2 separate regions of the Homo sapiens genome follow, and region 1 is linked to region 2. A link is a contact called in ENCODE Hi-C or POLR2A ChIA-PET data. All regions are on one chromosome and are shown on one strand. Each heading gives the region's core, a stretch centred on a gene start or an enhancer-like site at or near the end of the contact. The rest is flanking DNA. Distances are from core to core; before and after follow the strand shown. Region 1 has its middle 70 kb from the start of GOLIM4. Region 2 has its middle 19 kb from the start of GOLIM4.

Evidence for each region. Hi-C counts contacts between places; a loop is a spot of excess contacts on that map. ChIA-PET counts read pairs that join two places held with the same protein, here RNA polymerase II (POLR2A). Pooled maps may share reads with other maps.
Region 1: a loop to region 2 is called in a map of heart right ventricle, with 2.6 times the contacts of the local background. The contact joins two enhancer-like sites. A Hi-C loop is called at or near these places in 16 of 168 maps with a recorded cell type or tissue (IMR-90, K562, Right ventricle myocardium inferior and 7 more), 2 of 37 single-sample maps with no recorded cell type and 6 of 50 pooled maps. POLR2A ChIA-PET finds 5 or more read pairs at or near these places in 3 of 52 experiments (K562, OCI-LY7 and activated T-cell).

The regions. Positions count from the first base shown.
Region 1 is chr3:168,162,609-168,169,713 of GRCh38, reverse strand. No RefSeq gene overlaps it. Among named protein-coding and RNA genes, the nearest start is that of GOLIM4, 70 kb to the right of the region's middle. Within about 2 kb of position 3,898, at least 3 of the 41 ENCODE cell types and tissues checked have a DNase peak (open chromatin) inside an H3K27ac peak, as active enhancers do; they include heart right ventricle, where a contact is called at or near this core.
Region 2 is chr3:168,110,937-168,118,108 of GRCh38, reverse strand. No RefSeq gene overlaps it. Among named protein-coding and RNA genes, the nearest start is that of GOLIM4, 19 kb to the right of the region's middle. RefSeq lists a silencer at 1-128 and a cis regulatory region at 1,380-1,880. Within about 2 kb of position 1,691, at least 8 of the 41 ENCODE cell types and tissues checked have a DNase peak (open chromatin) inside an H3K27ac peak, as active enhancers do; they include heart right ventricle, where a contact is called at or near this core.

The DNA.
Region 1 (7,105 bases), core at 2,649-5,148, 49 kb before region 2:
ATACATATATGATTAACTAACTGATTTTTGACAAAGGGGCAGAAGCAATTAAATCTTGAAAGCATAGCCTTTTCACCAAATAGTGCTTGAGCAACTGAACATCCATAGGGGAAAAAGTCAATCTCAAACAGTCTCACAGCTCATATAAAAACTAACTCACAATGGTGCATCGATTTAAATGTAAAACATAAAACTATAATTTAAAAATATATTACGTACGTTAATATAATAGAAACTATGTTTTACAAAATAAACAGAAGAAAATCTTTGGGATCTAGCACTAGCAAAGAGTTCTTAAACTTGACAACAAAGGAATGAATCCCAAAAGGAAAAATCCGTAAGTTGGACTTCAAGAAAATTTAAAATTTTTGCTCTGGAAAAAAACTATGTGAAGAGAATGAAAAGACAATCTACAACGCAAGAAAAAAGCATCTGCAAATCATATAGGCTAGAAAGGGCTAGTATCTCATATATGTGTGTGTGTGTATATATGTATATGTGTGTGTATATATATACATATATATACATATATATGTGTGTGTATATATAATACATATATATACATATATGTGTATGTGTGTATATATATATATATAACTCAATGGTAAACCACTAATCCAATTAGAAATGAACAAATGACATGATCAGACATTTACTAAAGACAATATACAGATGACAAATACAAACATGAAAAGATGTTCAACATCATTAGCCATCAGGAAACTAAACATTAAAACCACAAACCACAGTGCAATATCACTACACGTCTATGAGAATGGCTAAAATACAACATAGTGACAACACTAAATGCAGCAAGAATGCAGAGAAACCGTTATCACTCATGCATTGCGGGTGGGAATATAAAATGGTGCAACCATTCTGAAAGGTAATTTGGCTGTTTCTTATAAAACTAAACATATAATTACAGAAATTGCACTCTAGGGCATTTATTCCAGAGAAATAAAAACTTATGTTCATACAAAAACCTGTACAATATTTGTATGAATGTTCACAGCAGCTATATTCCTAACAGCCAAAAACTGGAAGCAACCCAGGTGTCCTTCAATGGGTGAATGGTTAAACGAACTGTGGTACATATATCACAGAATACTACTCATCAATAAAAGGGAAGGAACTGTAGTTAGATAATGTTTAGATAATTATGCTGAGTTCATCTCAAAAGACTACATATTATATAATTCTATCTATATGCCATTTTTAAATGACAAATTTTAAGTGGTTTTCATGTGTTAGGTGTCAGACAGAGGGAGTCAAATGTAGGTGGTTATAAAAGCGCAATACTAGGAATCCTAGTGGTGATGAAAGTGCTCTGTATCTTGACTCTGGTGGGGGATACCTGAGGCTACCTGAATCTCCACATGTATTATAATGTTATAGAACTAAATACACACACACACTAATGAGCACAAGTTTTTTTAAAGAGAAAAAAAGATGAGCTTTTAAAATTTTTGGAATAAATTCATCTTTTCATAAGTTTTTGTTGTTGTTGTTGTTGTTGTTGTTTCAGATGGAGTCTCGCTGTGTCGCCCAGGCTGGAGTGCAGTGGCACGATCTCAGCTCACTGCAACCTCCGCGTCCCGGGTTCAAGAGACTCTCCAGCCTCAGCCTCCCGAGTAGCTGGGCTTACAGGCGCGCGCCACCACACCCGGATAATTTCTTGTATTTTTAGTAGAGACAGAGTTTCGCTATGTTGGCCAGGCTAACTTTCAACGCCTAGCCTAGAGTGCTCCACCGGCCTTGGACTCCCAAAGTTCTGGGACTACAGACATGAGCCACCGCGCCCAGCCACCTTTTCATAGGTTTAAGAGAGAAGGTAATTGTGCAAAATATGGAAAAGCAAGTCACAGAATGTGAGAAAATATTTACAAAACTCAGAACATTGCTGAGCTCTTCCCCTTCCACTAATCAATCCTTCTTCTTTCCACCAACGATACTTCCTGGTCTTGTAAATTCCAAGATTCTCTGCTGTGCTGCACTCATTTGGTATTTAATGTACACTACTCGTTTGTGATCCATTCGTGCACATGTGTATGGCACATCTCCCCAGTGAGGCTGCACGCCTAATATGCCCCATAATGCCTACTAGAGTGAATTCATCTGTTTAATGTTCAAGGTAAAATCTGGTTATTCTAAACCAAGGAAATTTTTTCTTTTTTCCATATTTATTTATCTTCCCTCTATTTCTTTTTTTAAGATAGACAATTCTTTCAAAATTGTATATTTACAGAAGAACTGAGATAATCGTACAGATAGTTTTCATATCCCCACCACCCAGTTTCTTCTGTTATTAACAGCTTACATTAGTATGGTACACTTGTTACAATTGATGAACCAATATTGATACATTATTATTAACTAAGAGTCCATTGTTTTTTCAGAGTTCTTTATTTTTTACTTACCATCTTTCCCTGTACATGGGTCCTATGCAGTATATCACATTACATTTACCAGTTATGTCTTTTTAGTTTCTTCTTTGCTGTGACAATTTTTTAGACTTTCCCAATAAAACCTTTTTAGAAACTTTAAGATTTTTTTCTTGAGAATTATCTGGGATAGGTACTTTCTTAAACCTTTTATCTTTGCTGACGGTATCATAATTCTAATGAGGTTAAAAAATGAAGTAAGAAACTCACATGGCTCATCAGACTGTGTCTTTTCACCCTACATAGTCATTCTCTAAAATACCTAAGGGAAAGAAGCTGGTGAATAGAAATCTATTTCCAGACATACTTTTAAGGACACTGACTTAATCATTCCTCCCACTCTCCATTTCTACATTTAGGGTCACCACATTTGGTTGGGCAGATTGTTCACGGCACCAAGGCACTCAGCCAAAGGGTGGGATAAAATCCACACCACACTCTACTCCCCAAGCTATATACCCATGGATTGTCTCTCCTGTAGGAACTGCTTATGACTAATTTACACAGAGGTGCCATTTGAGCTGGGGAGGTTGGGGTTTCTAAATATAGATAATTCTACTGCCCATTTGTCTTTTAAATTTATAATTCTTCTCTGATGCTCAAGTTAATATCATTTTATCCCTTACCTGAACCATTGCAATTACCTTCTCATTGCAATGAATACATACAAAACACTTTAGCATAACATAAAACATCTTCAGCTATCTGTCCTCAGCTTACCTTATTGGCTTCATCTACCTTTGCTATCCAGCATACAGCCTATTATCTAGCTACATGGGGCTATCTGAACATAAGCTCTTTTGTGCCTGTAGAAAATGGGGCAAAAGAAGCCCAAAACAGATCTCGAGAATTCGAGGTCAGAGAACTGTGACCCAGTTCCTAGATGAAGCCAAGGGAAGCATCAAGACTCTAACATAAAAATGGATGTTCAGTGTGTCTAAGCAGATGGGGCAGTATACAGCCATACAAAAACAGCAGAATGTTTGAGAAGGTATTGGAAATATCTAAGAGAGAGGCAGACTCAAAAGAACCCTTTGCTTAGAAACAAGAGCTGATTCAGCAGTGACCTGTGGGGGCCAATGTTCAAAGAAGAAAAAAATCTCAGCTGAAGACAATAACGCAGAGGGCTAGATGAACCCTTCCTTCTGCAGATTCCTCACCACAACTAAACCCTGTAACTCAGACCTACCCAGGTCAGGGGGAAAAGAGGTACTAAAGTGACTGAGATTGAGTTTTTGCCACCAAATGAAATGGAGGTCTGAGTTCATAAACCCAACTACAAACAATTACTAAATATTTCCCAGTATTTATTAATGTGTCTGATACATAGGATGCTCTCAAAGAATGTTTATTGAAAGAATGAACAAAACTCCTAATAATTATTTTAGGCCATCTCCAAGTCCTAAAATCCTGTCGTTTCCCACTAGGTGGCGACCATTAGCTGGAGTTCTTTACTTCCTGTGTCGTTACAGGATGATTTTCCCCAGTGACCCATGGATTCTAGTTTGTAGTTGGCAGAGGTCTTTCAGACAATTTTATTGGAATCTTTTTGATTTCTTCATATGTGAAACTGGGATTTTTGTCTCTAATCTTTCCCAGGCTGCCTCTGTAACTGCTGGGGAAGAAAGACGGAAGAATTGCTGCAGTTCATTTAAATACCAGAGCAACCACAGTAAACACGTCCCTTTCCCTCTCTTAAAAATGTTCTTTGGACATAGCCTGTGCAGGATTTTTCTCCCCTCTGCAAACATTTCTCAGGTCTGTCTCTCCTCCATGTTCCCCACCCCTGTTTAACTATGAGAAGTATTACTCCTTTTTAATTTATTTTTAAAAATTTCTAATTGCCTGAACATAAGAAAACAACTAGAAAAACTTACTTAGAAAACAAGCTTCTCAAGATGTAATTTAAAAATTAGAACATTGTCATATACTCACCCTCTCAAAAACAAAATTTACAGAAAATCTCAGTTACTTGAAAGTGAATAGTGAAGGGACTAGAAAAATTAGTAAAAACTACTGTAAAGGAGGGAGTAAAAAAAAAGTTTAAACGTGTTTCATTCTGACCTGAGACCTGAGAAAACATGTAGAGGACACCACTGAATCACCTCAATGAGCTTTGTGGAATTTTGTTTTTTCTGGGGTTTCTAGTCCTCATTCTAGTGTACACACTCTGCTGAGGCATCATCTCGGGCAGTTTTTGTCACGCGCCAATCCCAATACTGGAAGGCTTTTTCCTGCTGATTTCCCAGCCTATCTCTTCAGGAGGCTCTGGCCTCACTCACTCCTCAGGTGTGGCTTTGTGGACCCAGTGACTTGCTATAAATTTCCATCTGGATGTCTCCCAGAAAACCCAGATTCAAGAGGTCCAAAGCCTGATTTCACCACCACCCCCTGTAGGTCCCTTATCTGAAACAATGATATCACCATCCACTCAGGACAGAAACCTGGGAATTCCCCCAAAATCTTCCTTTTTCCTCACCCCAAACCGAATCCATCACCCAGTCCTGTCATTTGTATCTCTTGTCTCTATCCTTTCTGCTGTATTCCTAATGCAGGTTGAGTATCACTTATTCAAAATGCTTGGGACTAGACGTGTTTAAAATTTGGGATTTTTTCAGATTTTGGAATGTTTGCATATACATGATGGAATACCTTGGGGATGGAATTCAAGTCTAAACATGAAATTCACCTGCATTTTGTATACACCTTATACACATAACCTGAAAGTAATTTCATACAATATTTTTATTAATTGTGGGGCTTTATGGAGAACCTGCCTTTGGCACATTGGGCCTTCACATGTGACATTTTATTACCCTCTGTGGACTTGTTGTGGGGGGTACTCAGGGCACGGTGGAAAGGATATATCACAGCTGTATGTGGTGCACCTGCATTTTGACCACAACCTGTTACATGAGATCAAGTGTAAAATGTTTCACTTGTGTCATATTGGCACTCAAAACATTTCAAATTTTGGAGCATTTCAGATTTTGGGTTTTCAGATTAGGGTTGTGCAACCTGTATCCCTCTCTTGGTTTAAGACCTAATCAGCTCTCACTTGAATTGCTTCAGGATCTTAACAAATTTAATCGCCTCACCACCCTCCAAGTCATCACCTCATGGTCCCCAGATTGGTCTTTCCAGAACACAAATGTGATCAGGCATCTAATTCCTCTGCTTAAAACTCTATTCTATCTCTAGAATAAAAGTCCACACTCTTCCAGAAAACCCCGAGTCAGCCCCTGAGTACTTCTCTATCATCCACCACTGCTACTGACCTGAACCCTGCATTCCACCCGTCAAAACTACTTACATCCACAAAGGGGCCCTACCCTTGTGTGTCCCTATGCCTTTATTAACGCTCATGTTGCACCCTTTCTCTGGAATATCCTTCTGTCTCCCTCTTCTCCCATATTTATCTAGAAATCTACAAAACTTCTGCTTATTTTTCAGGACCCAGATCATCCCCCAAATTAATCATTCCTTCCTCCTGGTATATTATATGTAAATCTACTATAATGGCATTATAGTTTAATGCCAGTACTGTTAGCTTTCTAACAGCAGGGACTACTCCTTATCTTTGCATTCTTTAGTGCCAGGCATTCTCCCTAGCCCTGGGACTCAGTGCTCAGAATATCTCAAACAATGAATGAATGAAGAGGCAGAATATTGATTATCAAAATTTACTGATTATTTAATGAGACAAGCACTGTGCTAAAAACTTTATAAACATTATTTCATTTAATTCTTTCAGCAGTCCAATGAGGTAAGTTCTATCATTATTCTATTTTGCAGATGATATGTTTTAAGAAGTTACCAAATATATGCAAAATCACTATATGCAAATTAGGGGCTGAGATTCGTCACCTAGTTTGCCTGACCAGAGTTCAATTTCTTAAACTCAAATATCTATACTGCTTCTTCAAAGACTGAACACAATGAAATACTGCTCTAACTTTCAAAAAAAATTGTTTTAAAGAACATCATGACTTCTACAAACTTACTGGTTGTGAGTTTGATGCTGATTCCAGGACGAAAAAGTAAGAGCGAACCTCAGACATGGTTTATGAGTACTTAGTAAGAGAAGTCAAGTACCACTGGGCATTACTAGGATGCAAAATGGTTTGTTTATCTAAGAACAGTTTCCTTCCCTTCTGAGAGGCAGGATGACTTGACTATAAAACCAGGGAAATAAAATAGCTGAGTACAGGTGTGTGATTCTCTAATATCCTTCTTAGCCCTGCCCAACTGTGTATTAGTCATGCCATTTTGGGTGTTGACCCCAGCTTCAGAGCTGAGGTCTAAATCAGTGTTTCTCCAAGCACAAGTATGTAGGACTACCATCTGTACTGCTTGATAACAATTGATTTCCAATCTTCATGCCCAGAGAGTCTGAATCCATAGATCTGGAGGTCCGGGAATCTGCCCCCAGTTGCCTCTGATACAGACAGACTAGAAACATGTGTCCAAACCAATCGCAAGTACCCATCCCTTTGCCAGGAATCTTGGTTTAAGCCAACTAGTTCAGGTGTTTTCCTGGTAATGATTACTGGTCTAGGTATAGTTGCTTGGGTGACCAACCATCTGGGTTTGCCCAGGACTTTCTTGGTTTTAGTGCTGAACGTCCCACATCCCAAGAAATCTCTCACTCCTAAGCAAAT
Region 2 (7,172 bases), core at 442-2,941:
AAGAGTCCATGAATAGGAAGAGAGCCTTGACGTGGGTAAGCTTATGTTTCTGGAGAAAGTCCTTCCCCATTTCCTGTCTTCTTCCTGTAGGCCAGGTACTTGTCAGCTTGTATATCACCAGCCCTTAGGTTCTCTACCCATATGCTCTTAATGACAGTCCAAAGGGTCCACATTTGTTTGTTTACTAGAAAGCAGATGGCCAACTAACAGGAAACCCTAGAAAACCTTTACTTATCTATGTACATCCAACATTTGCAAAGATGTGTTCCCTTTGTTTACAGTATTTGATTGCTTGATGAGAATCCAGAGGTATTTCATTCCCTTTCATTAGTATTTCCTTCTTGTACACTTAAAATTCTGCATTGTCCAAGAAGAAATGTACTTTAAAATGTACATGAAAAGAACTGAGGTTTGTTTAATTTAATGAACGGAGGTTCATTTGATTTAAATGTCACCATTAAGGTGGGTTTGTTTTCTAAGTGTTTCTTTTTTTTCTATCTATTGCTCATAGCTATTTTTTTTTTAAAGTAAAGGATTTTTGAACTCAGCGTCATCAATATGATAAAATAAGGACACCAGCACAGGGCTGGTGTGTTTTGAGGCCCCTGGCTTGAGAGGTGTCTTGTCGTCTTACTTTTTCTCCCGAGGCTTGGGCTTTGAAGAGAACAAAGTAGTTCTGGAGTTTCTCTCCCTTCCCCAGAGTCATTATTATCTGAAGAGCAAAGAAAATAAAGGAGAATGTTGCTTCACCGCAGCACTTCTCAATCTTTCATGCTTGTTTCATCTTGTGGTAGTGGTGGCAACGTTCCAGGCTATGGGGAAAATAGGCTCTTATATGGTGTGCTTAAGCAAAGAGTAATTCATTAATACTAACACAGATGAGTACATAGGAAATAAAAGAAATAAACAAAAGGAAGACGCCCTTTAGGCCTGCTAGCAACAATAAAGCCACTATTTCCTGCAGAACCACTCCTAAGAAACAGCATTCTCTCTCAGGTACCTTGTCCCTAGAATTTCACACCCTCTATTGCTTTTTTTTCCCAGCCTCAGTGTAATCCTAAGTGAACTATAATCTTAAGTCACAACAGAAGATTAGAATAAGATGTATGTAATATATGTTATTTACTGAACTCACATCAGCTATAATTGCTTTATGGAGATTCTCAAATTTGAAACATGTTCAGCTTTTCAGGCTTGCATTACAAATTCAATATAAAAATTCCTATTTGGTGATTTTTATTCAGTCAGTCTTTAAGGAGAGAAGATTAGCAGCAGCTGCTTTTTTTTTCTTTCTCAGATACCTGACGGTTACCCTTTCCACACAAAACTTTTCTTTAATTTTAACATTCTTTAAGTGGAAATCTTTCTAAAGTGCATGTAATAAGTTTCCATGACCCTACCAGTAGGGAAAACAAAATGTAATTTAATTCTTCACTCTTCTCAGGATTATTAAAGCAGGTCCTGGTTCTCCATATGAAGACATTTCTTTGTCACAGAGCAGCATGGCCGTTGATAAGTGAATTGGGGCCAGACAAGCAGTTGCTAGGTAGAAGAGATCTTTCTGAGTCTCTGAGCCACTGGTCATCAAATACTTGGCATCAGGTCAGGACGGACAAGTGGAGCCCTGATATGGCTGTTCTCAGAAGTTCTGGGAAGGAGTCCTATTTAACTCCTCCAGAGCAAAGGCTTGGCGTGTGACCACAGCTACACCCAGAATTACAGATGGGGCTGTCTCATGATTCTGTGGTAAGTTTGCTTCTTTACTTGGCTGCTGCTGCGCAGTATGTCATTTACTACCCACAAGCAGTGAAAGAGGACTTCTCCTGGCTCCTTTTTAAGTGTGTGCATACAATGCAAAACCAAGTCTTCTGAGTGCCAAGTATAACTGGATAAAGGATAATGAATGAAATAAGATAATCTATTTTCTAAAAATACCTGAATAATACAACCCAAAGAATGTGCTCTACTTTCAAGCTTATGGAAATTCCAAGTAAATGTAATAATCCCCACCCTTGAGTTAAATGGGTAAAGTTACAAACATATTTTAAAGTACTAAAAACTGATCCAAACTTAATCAAAGCACTGATTGCTTTATGGTTTGGGGCAAAGGATTAATCTTTGAAGAATACAGATACTATAAATAATTAAAATCTTTACAAGGCAGATACTAATTTAAATTTCTTCATATTTGTGGGTATAGTTCTCTAGAAATATATTTTGTTGACAGACATTGATACTGATACCAATATCAGTAAGAAAATATTTATAAGAAAACATAAACAAAGGAAATTTGTTCATAACATTTACAAATGTTATAATTCACACTATCAAACCTTCCTTTCCCAAGTTCTGGAATTACATACTAGCTCCAATTTTATTTTTTCAATATTATGTGCATTTTACAATTTTTTTTTTTACCATTTTCCTATCTTGGCTCCTTTTTTCCTAATGAATGAAGCTCATATGCCTTATCTTAGTGTTGTTAACCTTATCCATTCTTTGGCCCTAACTTATGTTTCTAACTTAATTTCTAATCCTCATTTTACAAAACCAAAATTCTTGTATTATTAGACCTTTCATCATTTGTTGAGGAAGCTTTGCACTGTCCTTGCACCATTTCTAATGTCACCTTCTATATGGAGCCTCTGTGACCCCTCCAGGCAAAAGGGATTGGTCCTTTATCCAAATTTCCATAGCCCTTTGTACTTCCCATGTGGCATCCATCATGTATTGTGCTATGTTATTATCTGCACACATCCTATCTCATTAGATTGTAGCAGAATATGGGCCATTTGCCCACATGGATGAGTATCATTCATGTTACCTAGCATAGTGCCTTCTATATACAAAATGCAAGATAATAGGATGATATTATATATGTATTGAGTCAGATCCCTTTCAGTTGCAAAATAACAGAAATGCAGTCCAAGACGGCTTAGTCTCTAAAAAGGGAATTTACTGGATCATATAAATGCATAGTTTAGGGATGCAGTTGATCTCAAGTATAAAAAGATTGAGGAGCTCAAAGAATGTCCTTATAGTTCCCTCTCTCTTCATGTCTCTACTCTTTCTATACCCATTTCACTTCATTGTTCAAGGAGGTATTTTTCACATGGTGGTCAAGAAAGGCAAAAGCAGCCTCGTCTCTCATATTCCAAGAAAGACAGTCATTGGCTTTGCTTGGCTTTCATGTAGTCACACCAGATAAAGAATGAGAGCCTAATTTCTCATGAAATACAAATACAAATGATAATAGTTTATAGTTTATAGTTTTTGTAGTAAAAAACTATAAAATTACACTATAAATTACAGATTAAATTAACTTTTTAAGGACCTTCACAGATTAACGTAAGAGTTACCTTTACAATTTTTTAAATCTCAGTGAAAATATCAAATCAACGAACATGTATTGTATGGCTTTGTATTATGTTCAAGGGGTACAACCGATAGAAAAGCTGACATTTCAACCACTGAGGAATCACGGTCTAGTTGGTGGCTGACAAAATGTAAGGCATAACAAATGAATGAATATAAGAAATGATATTGTCCAAGTGTTAAATATTTCAGCACAGATTATAACCTTAATAGTAACTCAAGAAAGAAAGAATGATTGTGGAATAGAATAATCGTTGAAGATTTTGTGGAGACAGCGAAAGCTGTTTTGATTAAAGAAGGATGAATTGTTTTTGAATTGTTGGAAAAGGGTGGGAAGAAAATATGATTGAAGGAAGGAAAGAGAATGAAATCGTTTAGAGGTAAGCATTCTATCTGCAGAGACTTAATTGTAGACTCACTTATAACGGATAATTTAAGTTGAGAGTAAGATTAGATGGTGGAAGTAGGTTAGCTTAAAGAAGGCTTTGAATCCTGGGTTCATGAGTTTAAATTTGATCTCGTTATTACAACTTTATTGTATGCAGGTTTTAAAAAAATGGAAATGGCAATTCAGCTGCAGGTGATGATGTGAAAGGAGGACAGAAGCTATAATATTTCTGCTGTGAAATAGGGGCCACTACTTACATTTATACAGGTTGTGCAGTGCACAACCCTACTGGGCACCAATCACATTGCAGTTGAATGGTGTCTCCTAATATTGTGCAGTGCCTGAATTTTTAAACAATATATGGCCCATCCATATGACTTTCAAGAAAAAAAGAACACACCAATTTGACCAATGTGGAAGATAAGCAGATGCTATGTAGAAGTTGGAGAGAAGGTTGAAGAGGAAAGTGAAGACTAGATTATAGAATACCTTGAATGTTAGGCTAAGAAATATGAACTTTATCTTGTGTTTAATGCAGGGCAGAGTTTGGGAAAGCCACTGGGAAATTGTGAATAGAATAGCAAAGTTACAATTAGTGTTTCAAGAAAATTAAATTTGGCTACAGTATTCAGGATAGATTCTAGGGACAGAAATTGGCAAAGTAGAGAACTGTTAGAAGATTGTTAGAGTAGTGCAGAAAAAAGTGGGCCATAGGCACAAGAGTGATTTGAAGGGTATTTTGAAGAAATAGAAGGAGAAAGAAAGGCAAAAAGGGTGAATGTCTTACAAAAGAAACACATAACCTGGGACTTATTATCATTATTGAGGTAGAGAGTAAAGGACAAAATTATATATTTTTTCAAATCATTCTCAGTGACTATGCTGCTGGAAGTTATATAACTCTTTACATTTTGCAGCGTTTTCAAATATATTATCCATTTGGATATAGATAATTTTTGAAATCATGAAGTAAAGCAATTTCCTAAGCTTATACAAAAGGTTCACATATCTAAAAAATAGAAATTGTTATCACGTACAATAGAATATTGTAACGACAGACTTACCTATGTTTATCTAGATGAGAAAAAAAATGAATGGGCAGTGATCCCAGCGTGTCTAAAACCCACCTTTTTATAAGCCCTGGATTTTATGCCTTGTAACACTCCAGGGAGCTGTTCCTTGTCATTCCTTTTCCCATCACTAATCTTCACCTCAGCACTTTCTAAAAGCTTTCTTTGACTCTATTTCCATCCTATGTCATCTCTTCACTTCCCATCAATCTAAGCTGCTGACAGAGTAGTGTATGTTTCATGTCTCTATCTCCTCTCCACTAAGTCACTTCTCAACCCTTTCCATCTCTGCAATTGCTCTTCCTGAATATAACATGAATCTTCTGTTTGCTATGTCTGTTGAACACTTTTCAATATTTACCACGTATAACCTCTCTGCAGTGAATGATACAATTTTCCTTTGTCTCATTTTTAAAACTCCTACCTTGACTTCCTGGTCTCATTCTGCCTTATTTTGCCTCTGTGCCATTAACTTTCTTGTCTTTTCACGTTAACAATTTTCCAGAGCTCCATTCTTCACCATCTACTCTTCTTATTATGCATACTTTTTCTGAGAAATTTTATCCACTCTCTCTAAAGCTTATATACTACTAGCTCTCAATTCTATATCTTTAATCCAGATCAAAAGCCATGATGTATAATTGGATACCCTGTACCTGCTTCATAAAACATGCCTAGCACCTAACTTCTTAGATGTGCCTCAAATCTGTTCTTCCTTCCATACTCTCTCTAGAAAGTATGGAGCCACCATTCATGCAAGGATCTAAAGTAGAAAACAGAAAGCTGTCTTTGATCCTTTCTTTCATTTTTATCCTCCACATGATGGTCAATTTTATGTGTCAATTTGACTGAGTCACAGGTCAGTCAGATATTTGATTAAACATTTCTCTGGGTGTGTTTCTGCCTGACTCTCTTCAAACTGGAATATCAGTGTTCACACAAGACATCACTCTTCTGCCTTCACACTTAGACTCGGACAGGAACTTGTATTATCAGCCCTCCTGATTCTCAAGCCTTTGAGCTCAGACTGGAACTATACCATCCGCTCTCTTGGGTATCCGGCTTGCAGACTGCAGATCTTGGGCATTTCTGCCTCCATAGTCCCATGAGCCAATTCCTTCTAGTAAATGTATTTCAATAAGGAAAAATATATATCCTATTTCTTCTATTTCTTTGGAAAACCCAGACTAACACAGATTTTGGTATCAAGAGTGATTGTAGAGGCATTGAATTTTAAGAATGAGTTTTCTGAATTGGCTCTGGGTTTTCTGGAGTTGGCTCTTGCTATGACCTGAATGTATCACCCCAAAATATTGAAACTTAATCCTCAGTGTAATAGTATCAAGAGATAGGGACTTGAAAAAAGTGATTAAGTCATGAGGGCTCCACCCCCATCAATAGGATTAGTGCCCTCATGATAAGAACTGAAAGGCACGTTTTCTCCTATGTTATGTTAAGATGCAGCAAGAAGATGCCATCTTTAAAGTAGAGAGAAAGCTGTCACAAGAAACTGAATCTGTTGGTGCCTTGGTTTTGGACTTCCCAGACTACAGAACTGTGAGCAATAAATTTCTGTTGTTTATGAATTACCCATTCTAAGGTATTTTGTTGTAGCAGCCTGAATGAACTAAAACAGCTCTCTAATATTGTTAGATTTAAATATTTTAATGACCATGTCCAGTAGTAAAGTAATCGATGATCGTTCACATGATCTCGCAACAGAGATACGCAACATACCTCCATTGGATACTCATAGTCAACTACTCATAAGAAGCAAGGAGCTAGGTGACTGTGTATATGATGCTTACAAACATTTTGGAAATCTAACAGATATAATAAGGCTAACTGATTGTTCCTAATGCAGCTGGACAAAGTGGTGAAAGAAAATGATGAGCTCAGGGATTCCAATTCTCAACTCAGGTGCATTTATATGATCTGAAAAGCATCTATGTGTGCCCAAAGGAGACTCTTATCTCACAGTTCCAGGGCTCAGATTACTGAAAATCAAATGCAGAATTTCATCCTGTGATTGGCTAAATTACAACACAAGTTGAACTCCCAGTCTTGAATGGTGTCAACTCTTAAAGTGAGGGCATTGATTAGGAAAAACAGGGGTTCTATCAGTTGGAATATGCATATGTGGAAAGAAGAGCCTAATGAAGCTGGGGACATTGAGTCCCTAAATTCTGATGAATCTTCTCTTCAGAAGACTGTAAAAACAGCTTCTCTAGTAGAAGTAGCTTCCCTACCCTCAGGGGTTAGTGACTCCCACCCCTCGTATTTTTGGCCTTTCCACCTGAATCTGAGGGGATCAATCCTGCATTGCCTAAGGAAACTGA